Linked DNA regions of Homo sapiens: region 2 is linked to region 1. The links are chromatin contacts, found by Hi-C or POLR2A ChIA-PET in ENCODE. All regions are on one chromosome and are shown on one strand. The core of a region is the stretch at or near the end of the contact, and the rest is flanking DNA. Distances in the headings are between cores, read along the strand shown.

Region 1 (5,838 bases), core at 1,288-3,787:
TGCACTTGTACCCTTTAAAATTATACAAATTTTTTAAAAGCAATAACTTTTAATAAAACTTTTTAAAAATTAATAAAGATCTATTTTAGAGCCTCTTCTTTCCCTGTGAAGAAGACACCAAAGAAAACAACTGCAAACATAACCGCTTTTGCATAACTTTAAATAAGTGCATATGATCATGAATACATACAAAGGTACACAATGGCTCGAGTATTTTAAATATGTAGATTCATACAAATATACATTCTCGTGAAATACCAAGTTTTGATAAGATACATGCACTGAACAACAGTGCTTACATGCTCACACAAGTGAAACCATACAGATCTGCACATGCATGCATATGTGTCCCAAATTAGAAACCTTCCGTAACTACACTTTTTCTTAGTACAGTGTTTCCATACTGGATGAAGCCATCAGCCTTTGGCCAGTGCATGACTTGAATCCCTCACGGATCTGCCACTGTCATTTATTTTATTTTATTTTGTTTTGTTTTGTTTTATTGTATTTTATCCATGTTTACAACCTAGTCCACTTACTCATGCTGGGCCTCTTTTGGAAAAGTCAGTATGCCTCTCTCTTTGCTAGACTGAGGCCCCAAGGCAGGATTTGGGACAACTTGGTTATAGCAGAGCTCTTTGGACTACATCTGAATTGTGAGCCTAGGGAAAAGAAGAGCTTCCCTTTTACAGAGTTCAAATAAGATAGGTACTTCATCCACTTGTCACAAGAATATAAAAGTCCTACAAGCTGCGCCTATGCTTTCTGCCATTTGTCAGTTATCCCTTCAATACCAACTTGTTACTCAGCTCATGGGATATTGTTTGGAAATCAGGACAGAATCTAAATGAGCTCCAGTGGTTTGACTTAAAAGATTAGCTACCTCTAAACTCACAGAATTCAATAAATATTCACTTGTTCATATAGTGTTATGTCTAAGTAAACACTCAAAGATGACATCTGATACCTATCAGTAATGACTGGATTTATTTACTACTAGAAGCACTTTATTTTCTGAATTAAAGTATACTTTTTAGGTAGGATATTAGAGAAAAGATTACCCTTCTCATTTTGAATATTTTATGGAGAATCAACATATGATGGTAAACCATAAATATAGGTAAAATTTGAATGAAACCCAAAGGGATTTTTATAACACAATTTCTCTCCCTATTTGGGGCTGAGAAATGAAACAAAAGTCCTTGACAGAACTGCACACAACACTACCTGAAACCATACCAAAGGCATTATGTTTAATTGTTCTGTGCTTGCTTTGCATTTAATTATATGATCTTTGCTATTATCATTATGACCATAATCCTCCATAATATTCTGAGCACTTCTTACATCTGGGGCCTCATGTCAGAGTATGGAGATTTCCTTTCTGTGTCATAATGAGTTTGGTGTAAAGCCCAATCTCCAAATGTCAGTGGCTAGAATGGAACTATGTTGGAAGAAATTAAGCTGGAATTTGTAGAAATAGTCATAGCTGAATAAGAGGAGAAGAAGTGCATTGTGGAAACAGTATGAAAGGAAGGTACAGCAAGCAAAAGACCACTTACACAAGCCAATTATAGATGGCCTACTCTTGGTTCTACTAGGTACTTACATTAAGAAAGGTTTAAATTCAGGGCTGGCAAAGGTCTCTGAATAATGTTAGAACCCAAGAGAAGAAGGCTTAGGTTTCTTAAAGAGACCACAAAGAGCACTTATAAAAAGGTCCCATAAAGACAGAAATCTAGATATCCACAAAACATAATAGCCTATTCCCTCCCTTCATTTCTCTCTCTAAAATGCCTTCTTCATCAGCTTTCCCAGGGGCCAAAAATTAACTCTTCATACCCTTGTAATCACATAAAAACTCCTTTTCAGTTCTAATTACCTTTTGCAGGGGCTCATCTCACCCCCAAGTGTACAAGAATGGATTAGTTTCTCCAATTAGCTCCTGGATGTCTGGAAACAAAGGACTGAGTTCTGAGTGGATCAGAGACAGGAAGAGGAGATGAAGTCCCTAAGAGTATGCAGAAATCAGGAGCATATAGGGTTACCTGAGCACCCAGAATAATCATCAATACCATCCCAGCATTTTCAAGAACCTAGCCTGACTTCCTTCCTCCCCTTGGTGATGGAGAAAGCATTCAATTTAAAAAAATCCCTTTTTAAATTCACTTATGATTGTAAAGTGAATTTAATTCTCCAGTGTGCATAAATTGGGGTTATGCCATATCACACATAAAACATTATCAATAGCACCCACTCTGCTTTCCCAAAGTTGTGGCGTTGGTTCAAAACTCTTGCCATATTCTTCACCAGTGGCTGGTACATGGCATCCTCTGGGCTTTCCATCCTGGTATCTCACAAGACCAGTCTCCTTGCCCCTTTTTCTCTTATCTCCAGGGTCTGAGGTAATGAGGTCCAGGGAGCCAGGCCTGCTAGGGAATTGGTTAAAGATCCTTGAAAGGGTCTCAGTGGATACCTTGGGCAGTTGCATAAAAATCATGGATTTAAACATCCGTCCTCCAGTCACTCTAGCGTTCATGGCCTTTATTTTTAGCCTTGGTATGCGAGGAGTTCATATAGTAGCCAGGTGTTTGATGCTGAGTGTAGAGCCAAGAAAAGATCCCAGAAGGCTGAGCCCGAGCTTTGGAGAGAGAAATGGTAGAAGGGACTTTGTCTACCAAAAGGCTGCAGAGAGCACCTGCTAAGGATGGTAAATGCTACAGTCAGATTTTGCTGGCTTCATGGGATCCCAGGTCTGATCTTAGCACCAGCTCAGAAAGTAGACAACAGCTTTCTCACATCAGTCAATTTCCTTGTTTTCTTGCCCAGAGACTTGCCTCCTATATGGTAACAGCAGGAATATTGATGAGACCCAGAGAATTAAGCAAGTTAGGTGGGCAAAATTGTCATGCAGGCATGAAACGAGCTCGGTTATTAAAGGTCAACATCTACCCCTAGTCTCAGACACAAGTTAGTAGAATAGGAGTTATTTCCAAGAAACAAGGAGATGGATAGGAAGTAGTCTGACTCTTTGGGAAAAAGCTTTTCTGTGACATAAAACATATTTCCCTGAGTGATCACAAAGTGTGGTCTATTATAATAGAATCAGAACAGTCATTCAACTTGCTCAAGTCCCTTCAGAAAGTAGTCTTAAAGCAAAACAACTTGAGGGCAGAAACGCCATGGATTAAGTCTATCTTGCTGAACCCACTGTATCCTGGACAGCTGCTTTAGGTCAGGAACAATGAAGTCCTTACCAAAACTGCTAATGGGTTCTGCGAGGATTTTAAATGAGAGGAACTCAGAATAATTATCATACTAAGAACTCTCTGGCGAACTGGCTAAAGGTGATCTTTTCCAAGCAGATATCTCCTGGCATCATTATTCTGAATTTTATTTTATTTCCAAGTCCCCTCCTCTAACCTATCCTCATTATTCTCTCTGATTCCTGTTCTGCTGTACCTCCTTACAATCTGAAGCACAAGTTCCAATCCCAAAGAAAGTCTGTCTTGAGTTTATAGGAAAAAAAGATGTGATCCAGACATTTAACATTTCTCTATATCTTTCTAATTTAACCTCCACCCGTTTCAGGCTGCCTTAACTTAAATAATTGCTGGGATTCGTTAACCAAAATTTTTCCAACTTCTCAGTATGTGCCTTGAAGCTATAGAGATCTAAGTTTGAATTCCAGCTCCGGCACTGACTGGCTGCGTGATTCTAGGGATATTATAAAATTCTCTAAGCCTCTCTTTCCTCATTTGCAAATTGAGACAATAATACTAACTTGCAAATTTTTTCTAAAGTCTAAGTGTGGTGATTTTTGGAATGTCCCTAATACAGAGCCTGGCAAATTGTAGCTGTTCTTCAGTAATTCTATTTCTTTCTTCTTCACCATCCTATTTCATTTTAATGTCAAAAATATTTTCCGCCTTAGGTTTATTTTGACATTAAAATGAAATAGGGTGGTGAAGAAGAAAGAAATAGAATTACTGAAGAGTATCTACTATTTGTCAGGCTCTCTGAATTTTTTACAATAGTAATTATGGAACATGGATGTTTTAATGAATTTCATAGTGCAATGAAAACACTGAACAATTAGAGACTATTACATCAAAACAATAAAACCTGATTCTACAGAACACATAAAAAGTATATTGTTAACCCAATATGTAGCTTGTCTGTCCCTGACAGGTAAGTTTATCACAGCTTTTCTGAATTCACTTTGATATGTAATGTGGTAACCACTGATCACGGCCACAGCAGAAGCTGAGGAGCACGGTGTGAGAGCCTATATGATCTTCAGGTGGACAGTGAGTTAACGGCCCAAACTATTAATGCCACCGTTATTGGAGTGAGAAAGTGTCTGTGTATATCTTTATGTGTGTTTCTCCAATCAGTTTATTTATTTATTCAGCTAAAGAATCAGCAATGCTTTTAAAGGCCTGTTGAGCTAGCTCTGCCACTTGACACTGAATTATTATCTATATGGCAAGAAAGAGTAATCATTGTTTATATCCTGAAGTCTAGAGAAAAATCAAATATTCGTTCAAATCCTATTTTTGTCTTTACTATTTGTCTGATCTTAGAAATGTAAATAATTTTTTCTAAGCTTCTGTTTTCTTATCTACAGCATAATATTATCAATAGAATATTCATAGGCTTTTTAAGGAGATAAAACCTGCACCAAGTTACTATTAGTTAGCGAAATAAAAAATAACTTATTCATGCAAAAAAACATTCTTGGCATCTGCTGCGTACTGGGGCATGTTCTAAATACTGGATTAATAGAGGTAAACAAAGAAAAGCCCCTACCCTCTTTGAGCTCATATTCCAGTGATATTAATTGAGAATGGAAGATCACTGCTGTGGAAGTCAGGAGGCCTGAATTGGCATATGACCTCTTCCCAGTGACAAGACTCTCCTGAGCCTTCATTTCTTCCTCTGTAGAAGACTGGGCCTTTCCAGCATCACTGCCCTGTGTTCAGTGGGCTCTCCTGGACATGACCTTGTGGTTGGGGATGTGGCCATGGTTGATGGTGCTTTAGCCTCTCCTGCCACTTAGGTCCACAGCAGTTGGATTCCTGGACTTCTGGGGAATTCTGGTTACTGATTGACAGGAGGATCAGGGCTTTGATGTCTTACTCTAGCAGTCAGAAATAGCTTCACAGGTCATCATTCACATACTCTCCACCTTTCTCTGGAATTCTGTAAGCTGAGCAGCATTTATGAGCTACTTGGACAAGGCTAAGCTTCTATGTCAGGAAGACCAGAGGAGAAGGTGAGTGAAGGGTTGGTCTGTCTAGAATTAGGGCTTGTATGTGCCTGGAGAAGTTAATCAAAAACAAAAAAGAGAAAGAAAGAAAAAAACTAAAACTATAACAAAGAAAGCACAGTAAGATAAAGGAAAAGAAAAGAAGGTGAAATAAAAGTTAGAATGTTAGTGAGAGGCCTGGTAGAAAAAAGGCATGTGAGGACTTTTTTTTTCCAGTAAAAGATCTATTTGTAAGAGGCAGGCAAAGTTAAATAGGGCCAAGAGGAATAATGAGGAAACTCTCACTTCTTAGTCTGAAGGAGCAGAGAGCAAGGACTACAACACAAGGAGTATGCTGCTATAAGAGAAAAGTCCCCAACAACAGCTGTGGCCTTCAGTGGCAGAACACAGCCACTGCCAACCCACAGTGCCAGCAGAGGGAGGCTGAATTCTCCCTCCTCCCACACCATTTTTTTTTTTTAGTAGAGACTGGGTTTCACTGTGTTAGCCAGGATGGTCTCAACCTCCTGACCTCATGATCCGCCCGCCTCGGCCTCCCAAAGTGCTGAGATTACAGGCGTGAGCCA
Region 2 (6,663 bases), core at 3,990-6,489, 1.1 Mb before region 1:
TCCAGCAGGCGACACTCCTAGCATCTGAAAGAATGAGCACATTGAACAACAGCATCCACTAAATAATTTACTGGGGTCCAAGATTGTTCCGTGAGAATGAGAAGTCTGAGCTCACAGAGCAATGTGAAATTTCCCAGCTCACTGCATGAGGTTTCCTAGCACACTGTCAGGACATACAGGCTTACAGGTAATGACCAACATTGGACAGACACGGTCCACGTGGTTAGGTGCAGGAGCCACTCCCTGCTTGGCCTCTCTGTCCAATCACCTACCCCTGTGGGCTGTATCCTTAGCTCTGTGCCTTTCCAGCCAATCTGGGGGCTAACTTAGGCTTTGTGCAGGTTGTCTATGAGTCCTCTGGGACCTGCCAATTGGTAATAATATCCTGCTTGCCCAGTGGTGCTCACAGTCACCACCACTGCCCTGGGAAAGTATCAAGGATAAACTTTCCTTTCAGATGAAGATGACAGAAACAGTGACAAGTTGGTGCACAGGAATTCAGCAGTGGAAAATGAGGTCAGTTTCTGGGTTTACAGTTGGGGGAAGACTATGGCCAGCTGAATTCTGCCCTTCTCAGAGCCCTTGTGACAGGGGTTATTTCTCAGCTTGTGTAGTGTGGCTCTCCCAATACCTCTGGTCTGACACTTCTTAGTAGTCTTAAGCTTATTTCTCTGAGTTAGAATAGTTGTTCTCTCCTGGCCTGACTCCTCAAACAAACTTTCTCCTCCTGGCTTCTACCATTTAGATGCTAGTGGACATGGAGGCTCTTCTATGAAATGTGACCTGTCCCTCTCTCTTTAATCTCCTTGTTAACAGTGGCCTGGACTCTATGACAGTGGGGGAAAGGGAGAGAAAAGAATATAGATGGAAAATGATTAGGGGAGGGCTGAGAGCTAACCTGTGAGCCTGTGGACACCTACCAATGTCTTTAACCCTTCATGGTCAGCCTGAGGCATTCACAGGGCCATTTGGCATGGTCCTAGGTGGCATCCTCACCATATGTATTGCGTATGTAGATACAGCTGATTTGCTACCTTTACTCAAGTCTTGCCAGAGCTAGTACTCATGTTTCATATCTTTGGAAAATTTTAGCTGCATAGACCTTGAGGGATGCATTTGATGTCCTCTTTGATATTCAGAGACTGCTGTGCAGCCATTCTGAATAGAAAATCCTCTTCATCATTGTTCCCCACAAGCTAGGGCAGAATTTCATCATGGAGATTGAACTGGAGACTTAGGGAGTTCCTGGGGCTAAGCAGGGAGGGCTGTAGTGGAACCTTCTTGAATTTTCCAGAAAACTCTTCATGAAAATTCCCAGACCTTCCAGAGTCTGAGAATTTTCTCCCTTTCCTAGTTCTCTCTGTGTTGCAGTCTCCCTCCAGGCTGACCTGAGTCTTTAAAGGGCACATCATCAAAGACAGCCCAGAGACCAGAAGGACAGTGCCCTGTGCCAGGCTTACTTTATTATCCATGTTGTGAGTGGAGCTCTGCCTCTTAATGTTTGATTTTTGTATCTTCGTCTTTTATTAGGTCATTGTCATGGACCCACTCTTTCTGTGCCCTCCCTCCCCTACTGTTTCTGTAAGTTCTTGCCTCTTCTTTTTTACCCTATTATCATAGAGATCAGGCCACTGTTAAGAAGGAGATTGAGGAGAGAGGGATAGATTATATCCCATAGATGGAGCCTCTCTTCCTGCTAGAAGCAGTGCAGAGTGATTACTAGGGACCAAAGAAACCCTCTTATTTCTGAACACATCCAGGATTTCACCATCTTCTCTTATGGCAGAGATTCAGCAGATCTCTTTCTGCCATGAAGCACCCAGAGCATCACTTAAGGTGAGGAATATCGAGGCTCAATCAGTGACACCCTCAAAAGACACGCCACTGTTTGCTACATGATTCCTATGCTTAAATTTAGCCTCTGCCTTATCACCTTCCTGTGATTCTCAGTCTTTTAAGACACTAGTGCACTTATTTATTTTTTAATCTAATAATATGAGTGTTTACTTATTCAGCCAACATTACTGATTACTCACTAGATTCCGGATGCTCCTGGAGCTTGCTCTGGGGCTGCTGAAATAAGTAATGCAGAGTCCCTGCTCTTTAAAGACTGACATGATGCCTGGCTTAGAGTGTGAGGTCTTAATGCAGGGACAAAGTGGTAAAGGCATTACAATAGGAAAGAAAAGGAGACATGTCATACTACCTTACAGAATTTGAGCACAACTTCACAAAAGAAAGGTTGCTTGGGTTGAATTAGATGAATAAGTACCAATTGAACAACATCTACTCTTTGGTAATTGTCCTCTGCTTTGTAGTTGAATAACTAAATACAGCTTTGCCTTTAGGTTCCTGGGAATAAAGTCCTTTCTGCTTTTCCTCTAAGAATCATAGCGGGACCTCCTGTTTACTTTAATAACAATTAATTGCAATTTATTTAAAAAATTCAAGAGCTTTAAGAGTATAAGTGGTTTTGGTTACATGGATGAATTGTATAGTGATGAAGTCTGGGCTTTTTAGTGTACCTATTATCTGAATAGTGTACATTGTGCCCAATATGGGATTTTTTTATGCCTTATCCACCTCCCACCCTCCCCTACTCTGAGTCAGAAATTAAATTAAAATAAGTTAAAAAATTAACATTTACTAAGCACTTGCAGACTTTTACCCTAGGCTTACGAGCCAAGCAACACAAAGTAGAAGCCGGTTATACTCAGTTACATGTGTCTCTGCTTTTCCGCTTATTTGTTTACTTAATTTACTTCTCTGCTTTATTTACTTACTTCTTACTTTATTTACTTTATTTACTTCTCTACTTATTTATTTACTTATTTCAGCAGCCCCAGGGCTAGTTTGGTTTTAGCCTCACTGCTCTGCTCACACTGCTACTATTCAAGTCTTGAGTGCCTTCCACAAATGCACAGCTGTTCTCTGACTCCTTAGCTAAAAAATGAGAAATGGGCTGAAGCGTGCAACAGAAGGAGGTAGGCAAAAAAGACAATGGACTTTCTCTCTATGTGGAATGTTAAGCACTGAGAGGTGAATTTTTGTAAGATTATGAGATTCCCCTGGATGTCTCAATAAAAATGTCATTGTTATTTCAAGTTGATTCTAGAAGAAAAACAGAGAAACTTGGGAGATATATGCCCACGTGGCATTTCAGACTTTATAGCTATCATATTCAGAGTTTTAGGGCAATATGATTGTCATCATTAATTTGTACAAAAAGAGCTCTGAGTAATCTATGGATGCATTATCCACAAGAACTAAGTCATTCTTGACTTTTTAATCTTTACACGCACATGTGCACCACCACTCCAACAGAGAAAAATACAGTTATTTCAGACTACGCCTGTCCTTTAAGACAAACATACCTACATACACATATCCAGTTTCAAGTTTTTTCTTTTAGTAAATTTCAAGGGTGAATCCCATGGACAAAGTTGATACTTCATGTTAACATGCGGTTGTCAAAGACACTGAATTGTTTGTTATAATATCATGATGAGAGGTAAACATATCAAAAGTTTGAAAAAGAGAAGCAGAGTCATGGAGACAAAGAAGAAAAGAAAGAAGCCTGTGGTCTAATTCTCAGTCATCTTCTATTGCTAATATTAAAATAATTATAACTATAATTTGTAGACTAATCTAGATATCAAGACTTTACATATATTACTTAATTAATGTTTACAATAAACCTGTAAGATTGATGTTAGTTATAAAATAAGGAAATCAAGACTGAGAGAGTTTTAGTATCCTGCCAAGGTTTTATTCCTAGAATATGAAATGGACAAAATTTAAACTAAGTCTGTCTTCCTCCATTGCTTTTATTTATCTCACTACATTGTGAAATGTTCACCATGCTATGTTATAATTATAAAGTATAATAAGATATGTTTCTTTAAAAAAACAAACCATTAAGACACTGATAGAATTTCTAGAGATAAGTCAGAAAGTTATGGATGAATAAAGGAAGATTATAAAGTGCTCTGAACATAATCAATATTCATCTGACATAGGCAATGAGTCCTTTTGAGGGGTGACAGTGGACTTTGAATTTTGAAGGACCAATTCAGATAAAGGAATTTGGAGACAGACTACACAAAAGGCATAGGTAAGCTTGGTGTGTACATGTAACTCCAAGAATGCAGGGATGGTTAGTAAAACATATGTAGAAATATATCAACTGTAAGACAAAAGTAATGCAAAAAAGATAACTTTTGATAATCTTTTATGCCAGTCTCAAAGTATGATTTTATTCCATGCAATAAATTCACCAAAGGATTTTAATCTTAGGAGTGATATGATGAGATCTGCATTTTAGAAAAAAAACCCATGACTTCAGGGTTGAGAGTGAATTGGGAAGGTGTTTATGGCAAAGGCAGAAAGATGTTATGAAATAGTCCAGGTGAGAGAAGTTGGGTGTAAACTAAGGTAGTGATATTGGGGGTTGAGAAGAAGGAGTGGATATAAGAGGGGTTAACATAAAGTCAACATGAATTGGTGAATGAATAAAAGGGGATGAGGATTATGAGTAAAGACAGGTTCCAAGTTTTTAGATTGGGTTGTGTAGGTAGCTAGGGATGTAATTAAAAATTATTGCCAAAACATAAGTAGAACAAATTTGGGAAAAATAGGTGAATTAATCCAATGTTGAATATGTTGAGGATGTGGTGTATAGATATTCATAAAGCAAATGGAAAAATGGATTTATATTTCAGAAGGATATTTGGGTAAACAGACATAAATTTGGAAGAAATAAAAGTATATAAACAGTTAAAACCATGGGAATAAATGAAGTCAATTAAGAGATAATGCACAGAATAGGGAATACAGGAGAGGATGGATCCCTGGAATCAATGACATAATGAGATAGAGAAAATGGTGGGACCAAGGCTACAGGGGGAACAACTCTGGAGTGCCATGTCATGGAAACTGAGGAAGACTAATTTCAAAAACAACAGATTGATTCACAGTGGTCAGTAATACCAAGAGGCTAATAAAAATAACTCTTTGAAGTTGACAGTTCCAAAATATAAGCAACTGAATAGTAGAGTTTAAGCATCTCTCCAAAAGCAGCTTATGTTTACTCTTATCTCTAAACAAAACTAAGCTTGTATTAATTCAGACATGTGGATGTCTCACTTGTAAAAGAATTATCTCCACCAAAGGAGATTTTCTTCCCTGTAGCTAACTTTATTCCCTTCGTTTGCAGTTGAAGTCACTTTATTCTTCTCAGGATGATGGTTGCCCCATTTGGACAATGTGATAATGTAGCAGGAATGCAGAAATCATGACTTTGGTTTCTTTTTTCTCTTTCCTCTCCAAGCCATTGATAATGCTCCTTAGCAATTCAAGCTGGAGGCTATCCCAGCCTTCTTTTCTCCTGGTAGGGATTCCAGGTTTAGAGGAAAGCCAGCACTGGATTGCACTGCCCCTGGGCATCCTTTACCTCCTTGCTTTAGTGGGCAATGTTACCATTCTCTTCATCATCTGGATGGACCCATCCTTGCACCAATCTATGTACCTCTTCCTGTCCATGCTAGCTGCCATCGACCTGGTTCTGGCCTCCTCCACTGCACCCAAAGCCCTTGCAGTGCTCCTGGTTCATGCCCACGAGATTGGGTACATCGTCTGCCTGATCCAGATGTTCTTCATCCATGCATTCTCCTCCATGGAGTCAGGGGTACTTGTGGCCATGGCTCTGGATCGCTATGTAGCCATTTGTCACCCCTTGCACCATTCCACAATCCTGCATCCAGGGGTCATAGGGCGCATCGGAATGGTGGTGCTGGTGAGGGGATTACTACTCCTTATCCCCTTCCCCATTTTGTTGGGAACACTTATCTTCTGCCAAGCCACCATCATAGGCCATGCCTATTGTGAACATATGGCTGTTGTGAAACTTGCCTGCTCAGAAACCACAGTCAATCGAGCTTATGGGCTGACTATGGCCTTGCTTGTGATTGGGCTGGATGTTCTGGCCATTGGTGTTTCCTATGCCCACATCCTCCAGGCAGTGCTGAAGGTACCAGGGAGTGAGGCCCGACTTAAGGCGTTTAGCACATGTGGCTCTCATATTTGTGTCATCCTGGTCTTCTATGTCCCTGGAATTTTCTCCTTCCTCACTCACCGCTTTGGTCATCATGTACCCCATCATGTCCATGTTCTTCTGGCCACACGGTATCTCCTCATGCCACCTGCGCTCAATCCTCTTGTCTATGGAGTGAAGACTCAGCAGATCCGCCAGCGAGTGCTCAGAGTGTTTACACAAAAGGATTGATCTGAACATATTCTCATTGTTTCCTTCGGAGGCTTCTTCTGCGGACCACAGCCAGGAGCCTGTGACTGGTGTAGATTACATGAATACAGACCATTTTGCAGTGAGTATTCCTTCTAGTCTTACTAGTGCCATGCTAAAGAACACCCACAGATACTTGGCTTATTGGGATGTACCTGGATATCTGGATTTGTGAATATTTTTGCCATTTTTTCTTTTGCTCTTGATTTCAACATTTCTCTACTCCTTGTGTCAGTAGGACTTGGGGATAGGAGAAATAGATGATAGCTCTGAATGTGTCATCTTTCTCGCCTTTGCCCAATGGTAGGCCATGCAACACTGTCTGGAATTGTAAAGTCCCACCCTTTGGTTGGTTTTAGGTT

Evidence for each region. Hi-C counts contacts between places; a loop is a spot of excess contacts on that map. ChIA-PET counts read pairs that join two places held with the same protein, here RNA polymerase II (POLR2A).
Region 2: a loop to region 1 is called in a map of posterior vena cava, with 17 times the contacts of the local background. The contact joins the promoter of OR52L1 here to the promoter of OR51G2 in region 1. A Hi-C loop is called at or near these places in 1 of 168 maps with a recorded cell type or tissue (posterior vena cava). POLR2A ChIA-PET finds 5 or more read pairs at or near these places in 1 of 52 experiments (activated T-cell).

Annotation. Positions count from the first base shown.
Region 1 is chr11:4,916,049-4,921,886 of GRCh38, reverse strand. It overlaps OR51G2 (olfactory receptor family 51 subfamily G member 2), which reads left to right and starts at 2,537. Exons shown (of 2, transcript NM_001005238.2): 1 at 2,537-2,710. The region is part of intron 2 of MMP26 (matrix metallopeptidase 26); the gene reads right to left.
Region 2 is chr11:5,985,561-5,992,223 of GRCh38, reverse strand. It overlaps OR52L1 (olfactory receptor family 52 subfamily L member 1), which reads left to right and starts at 5,239. Exons shown (of 1, transcript NM_001005173.3): 1 at 5,239-6,332. The coding sequence starts at 5,294. The coding sequence ends at 6,283. It also overlaps a transcript of OR56A3 not described here.